Regions from separate parts of the Homo sapiens genome. Here region 1 is linked to region 2. The links are chromatin loops, found by intact Hi-C in ENCODE. Cell type or tissue: IMR-90. All regions are shown on one strand. Each heading gives the region's core, and the rest is flanking DNA. Links, peaks and the distances in the headings are about the cores only.

What was found. Hi-C counts contacts between places; a loop is a spot of excess contacts. Peaks named below come from ENCODE experiments on the same cell type or tissue, not always from the same donor. Only the 100,000 strongest peaks of a DNase experiment are listed, where the experiment ranks them.
Region 1: a loop joins it to region 2, with 10 times the contacts of the local background. A loop is called at or near these places in 2 of 110 quality-filtered maps.

What each region holds. Positions count from the first base shown.
Region 1 is chr1:172,992,244-172,995,171 of GRCh38, reverse strand. No RefSeq gene overlaps it. Among named protein-coding and RNA genes, the nearest start is that of TNFSF18, 57 kb to the left of the region's middle. In IMR-90, for the core only: no CTCF peak of the experiment used is centred there; a DNase peak (open chromatin) is centred at 1,281.
Region 2 is chr1:172,908,384-172,911,311 of GRCh38, reverse strand. No RefSeq gene overlaps it. Among named protein-coding and RNA genes, the nearest start is that of TNFSF18, 140 kb to the left of the region's middle. In IMR-90, for the core only: no CTCF peak of the experiment used is centred there; a DNase peak (open chromatin) is centred at 1,581; H3K4me3 peaks cover 472 bases; H3K27ac peaks cover 1,703 bases.

The DNA.
Region 1 (2,928 bases), core at 186-2,685, 84 kb before region 2:
AGTCAAGACAATCAGGGTAAGATGTATATGCCATGGGTAGTGTACTTTTTTTTTTTTTAGTCTCACCAGTATCTCTTCCCCCTTCAAGGGATAATATAACCCTGGTTTTCTTTGGGAAACCACATATTCCAACTCCTTGTAACCTTGGTTAGCCTTTTCTTTGTTCAATCTCATAGGGAAGGTAATGACTAAAGGTGCCTCACCTAGGGTTATAGGTGCCTCACCTAGGGTTATAGCCTCCTTGTCATACTGATTAGTTTAAGGCATGTAACCCAAACTAGGCCTGTTGGAGCCTTGGGATACCAGATCTTTCTTCCTTTGGAATCTCGAATTATATAAATTGTTATAAGTAGTTACCTTCCCTGGCCTAAAGTTTTTGGCCAAATAAGGCAAACACACAGAGGAAAGCAGAATTCAAGAATGGAGTGAGAGAGAGCAAGAGAAAGGGAAAGGTGAAGGCTTGGTGACACTACTTGATCCCTGTGCCTGAAGTTTTTGGTTAATCCATGGACATTCAAGTCACATGATTTGTTTCTACTGGAGTCACTCTGAATCAAATTTTCATTACTCTGACCATAAAAGTTACATGAATGTTAAAACTATGTTAAGGATTTTGGACTTTATTATCTGGACAGTGAGGGGGGTTTTGTGTGATATATAAGCAAATTTAGTTTTGCCTAATAAATTCAAATTCCATTTAAAGAAGGTTGTTCTGGGAAGTGCATTAATTGGATGGACTTGGATTTGCCAAATATAACTTGTGTGATCTTAGATCTTCAGTCACGAAACTCTTCACATACATTTAATCTCTTGAAAAATGCAGAGCATTAATGCTGCTTTGGCCTTCCCCACAAAGGGCTATGTGAGGTTTTCAAGTGAGATCTGTGAAAGTATTCTGTAATGTGTTAAGTACAATATGTATATCAGTAAGTCATGAATATTAGAGAATATTGCCATAGTAAGGTTGTGAGTACATTTATTAGATTTTTTTTTGCTGAACTTGTGAATCAGATAGACTTTTTTATGAGGATTTATCATAATTTGGCTGACAACATACAAATCTGCTTTACCTAAAATTAAAAGAGAAAAAAGAATGGGATGGAAACAGGAAAAGAAAACAACAAAAAAACTATGGCCAAATTTGTTAGTGTGGATGCACCTGTTAGAAGAGCTGAAGAGTTTTGATGATATAAGATCACAGTTAGCAGCAGCGTGAACTGGTAGAAAGAAGAGTCAAGGGAGGAGACTTCAAATTCCAAGTATGTTTTTGACTCATTGTGTGACTATGGGAAGACATTCCTTAGCCTTCAAGAATCTAAATGTTGAGCTTTATCCTCAGAATTACTGGAATCCTAACGATCTGTGGGATTCTTTCTGCAACCTCAATATCACAAAGTGGAATCTGGCAATACTGGAAAATTGGATCCTGGGTATTGTCAAAAGAAATCTGGAGGACCATCTCTGAAAGCAGAGAGTAGCATGTTCTATGCATTCCTCAGTCTTTCTCATAGACTTCTCAGCTTTGACAGGGGCAGGGTCATGGTATATAGCTATTTGTGTTATTAAGCACCTGGCTTATGTAGGTGCTAACTTAGCAAATAGTTGATGGAAATGACAATCTCTAATAGAACAATGGTTGGCAGCAGTCAGGAAACAAACAAAAACTTTTAAAGGGCCCCAAGTTTTGATTTTGACCTCATTAGTGCCATGCTAAAATACACCTGAACCATCTAGTTCTTGGTTTTATCTATGGGAAACAATGGAGGAAGAGAACATCACCCAATAAGTGAAATGTCTTTGCCTTTTGACTTCTGCCTTATTCCAGCCAATTGCTCTATAAATTCCCTCCATTAAGTCAAACCAATCTCACTAATGGTGAAACAACTCAAAACATGCTACTTTCATGAACAAAGGTTGTTAATATGAATTTTTGTTTTTTAGTGACTGGAGGGCCACTCAGAACTCATTACTCTCAGCCTCCCAATAACTGCTAAGCAGGAACAGTTTTCTATGGTGCTATAGAGGATACTAATGTATAGTGGTAGAGTTCCAGATAGAATTTTAAATTGTATTCTGTACCTTCTCTTGGACAAAGCGATGACAATAGGAGGGAACTTTTTGTAATATAAGTTCAACTATGAAATCCTGAGAACATGCCTCGAGCCTTATTGCTCTTAAGGTTGAAAGTAAAGGTGTGAAATCAATCTATCACTCAAAAATGTTAATTGAGCATCTGTTGAATGCCAAACACTATGGTAGATGATCAGTCTACAGAGCTAATTAAGACTCATGAAGTCTTAATTAGCTTCATGAAGGCAAACATACCAAGAAATAATTTCAATATAGAATGTAAATGCTGTGATGGAGGTAGAGATACAGAGTAGCTTTGTCTGGTGTAGAATTTCTAGAAAAGCTTTATATAATGTAATATAAGGGAAAAAATTTGAATTAACTTTGGAAAAATGGGTAGAGATTCCGCTTGTGACTGTGTTGTGGGGCAGCTGGGGGATGGTTGAGAATAATCCAGGCAGAGGGAAGACTGGACATGCCTCCATTTTTCTTTTTAATGCACATGCTTTTCCATATACAATCTTTTTTACAGGATTTTTTTTTTTTTTTTTTTTTTTTTGGTCAGTGAAGTGGTGGCAAAGGAGAGACACATCAGAAACATCTTTTCAGAACCAATACATGCCATAAGAAAGAAGCTGAAGGCTGCTAATTTGATTACCTATAGCCATATTTACTATCCTAAAGTTTTACTCAGCTTGCCTTCCAGACCAAACTGGGATAGCATAGGGAAGGAGTTGGAGTTTGCCATTTTAGTGGAGCTTAGGGATTCTATGTAATGGATAAACATGTTTAGTTGTTTAGACTGTTAAGCAAAGGGAAAATCTGACTTAAGACTAGGATCTCAATCATTAACATCAT
Region 2 (2,928 bases), core at 135-2,634:
AGCACACCAACATGGCACATGTATACATATGTAACAAACCTGCATGTTGTGCACACGTACCCTAAAACTTAAAGTATAATAATAATAAAATTTAAAAAAAAAAGAAACAGGCTTAGCAAAAAAATATGCAGGACCTATCTAAAGAAAGCTTTAAATTCTACCCAGGAAGATACAAGGAATCTGGAAACAATGGAAAATAACCGTTTTCTTTTTGGATAGGAATATGCAATATTTAAATGATATCAATTCTCTCTATATTAAGGCAGAATGTTAAAGCAATCCTGATAAACATACCAGGAAGATTTTCTATGATATGACAAACTGATAATAATAATAATTATATAAAAATACACAAAAAAAGTGATCAACAGGAAGAATCCACACAATGAGGGATGGATGAGTGGTACTCCTAGCTACTACAATATATCATGTCTCTCTCGTATTACCAGCACACAGAGGAACGCCAGTTATACAGTAGGCACTCAATAAATACACTGAACAAAGACATAAAAGAATGAATTTAGCCAGAATAATGAAAACTATTTGGTGCTGGTAGAGGCAGACAGATCTACCGAATAGCCTTGAGAATTTGGAGACATATCCAAATATACATGGGAAATTAGCATAAAATAAAAAGTGGTATTAGAATCAGTAAATGATGTTGGTATAATTAGGTAGCCATTTGTAGAAATCAAAAACAAAAAAGCTAGATGGCTACCTCACCCCTTATATCAAAATAAATTCCTGGTGCAGAAGGAAATAAAGGTTAATTTTATTTTACAGATGACCTTTCTAAACAAAATTAAAAGTCCAGAAACCTAAAGACAAAGATTAAAATGTTTGACTACCTTAAAAATTAATACATGTTTAAAAATTCAGCAGAAACAGGCAAACAAATAAACAAAACCCCATCATAAACTAGGAGTCATATAAGTTTGGAAGATAAATGGGATTTAGATTAATTTGTAACAGAAACTGAGGGAAGTTGGCAGTCTGGGAAGTAAGCAAAACCAGCATAAACAGTGCTAAGAAGATGAATAAAATGAGTGAGTATCCGATATGAGGGTCCGAATGGGGAGAAACAAAGGAAGCAAGTGGACAGTATTAGTCATTAGCTGGTTTACTTTTGTTTCAGCTGAGAGGCCGGAACCACATCTGCTCCTCCAGAGCGTAACAGGTAACAGTCCCTTCTTTGGATGCAGTTAACTATGATGCAACAGAAGAGATATGTGCCTAGATACGAATTCACAACATGTAGCCTCCGCTCGGTTGATGATTAGACTTTATACTAAAGGAATAAAAGCAGCAGAGGTGTTGGGTGTTTTTAGCATTCTCACTCTCACAGCATTGCTCAGAGTCCAGGCTGATGATAATCTGGGCTGAGAAGCAGAAAGACTCAGTCCCCAGCTGTCCACGGCCCCTCTCAGTACTGTATGGAATAGGTATGCCTCTCAGTGTTTTCCAATGATAGCTGTAGCCCTGTCCTGGCCAACTGGTCAGCTGAGCTACCCTTTGCACAGATGTATGTGGGATAGTCTTGGAGCCTATCCTGTGTACGTGGGATAGTCTCGGAGCCTATCCTATACCACAAGCAGCTTTGGAATAAACATCCTCTTTGGTGTGGAATGAGAGCTTAGTCATCCAAGGAAAAAATGCGAAAAGAGGGAGGAAATGATTACCTCTGCTTCTTAAAATCTTTTTGAATGTAAGTATATAAGTAAAACAAGGACCAAGAATGATAAGAGGGAGTTTCCATGAAAGTCCAGGAAGGGAGGTACTGTATTTGAGGTTTTGGTATAAACCATAGTAATCCTGCTTGCAGCTCTGGCAAATGCACTCCTCACTAGACCCCTGGGTTGGTTATTTTCTTTAATCCTAAAGGTCCAGAGTGCCACATGCTCTTTTACCTCACACTTGTCCCCTCCCCACCAACCTTTTTTTTAGTATGTGGGGTTTGGACCTATTCTGCCCAAAAAGTCTGGATTCTTGAGTCTTGGCCTTTCCAACATGCAGCAAGTAAAAGCTACTTAAATTTTTATGAGTAACGACTCTTGGCTTGAATTAACAGTTTTGCTAATCTTCAGTGAGTAGCTTTAACAATATTGCTATCTTTATGACAGAACGATTTATATTCCTTTGGGTATATACCCAGTAATGGGATTGCTGGGTCAAATAGTAGTTCTGTTTTTAGCTCTTTGAGGAATTGCCACACTGCTTTCCACGATGGTTGAACTAATTTACATTCCCACCATCACCAACAGTGTATACATGTTCCTTTTTCCCACAACCTCACCAGCACCTGTAATTTTTTGACTTTTTAATAATAGCCATTTTGACTGATGTAAGATGGTATCTCATTGTGGTTTTGATTTGCATTTATCTAATGATCGGTGATATTGAGCTTTTTTCGTAGGCTTTCTAGCTGCATGTATGTCTTCTTTTGAAATGTGTCTGTTCATGTTCTTTGCCCACTTTTTATGGGGTTGTTTGTTTTCTTCCTGTAAGTTTAAGTTCCTTGTAGATGTTGGTTATTAGGCCTTTGTCCAATGCATAGTTTCCTAAAATTTTCTCCCATTCTGTAGGTTGTCTGTTCGCTCAGCAGTTTCTTTTGCTGTGCAGAAGCTCTTTAGTTTAATTAGATCCCATTTGTCAATTTTTGCTTTTGTTACAATTGCTTTTGGCATCTTCGTCATGAAATCTTTGCCCATTCCTATGTTCAGAATGGTATTGTTCAGGGTTTTTATAGTTCTGGGTTTTCTATTTAAGTATTTAATTCATCTTGAGTTGATTTTTGTATATGGTATAAGGAAGGGGTTCAGTTTCAATCTTCCGCATATGGCTAGTCAGTTATCCCAGCACTATTTATTGAATAGGGAGTCTTTTCTCCATTGCTTGTTTTTGTCACTTTGTTGAAGATCAGATGGTTGC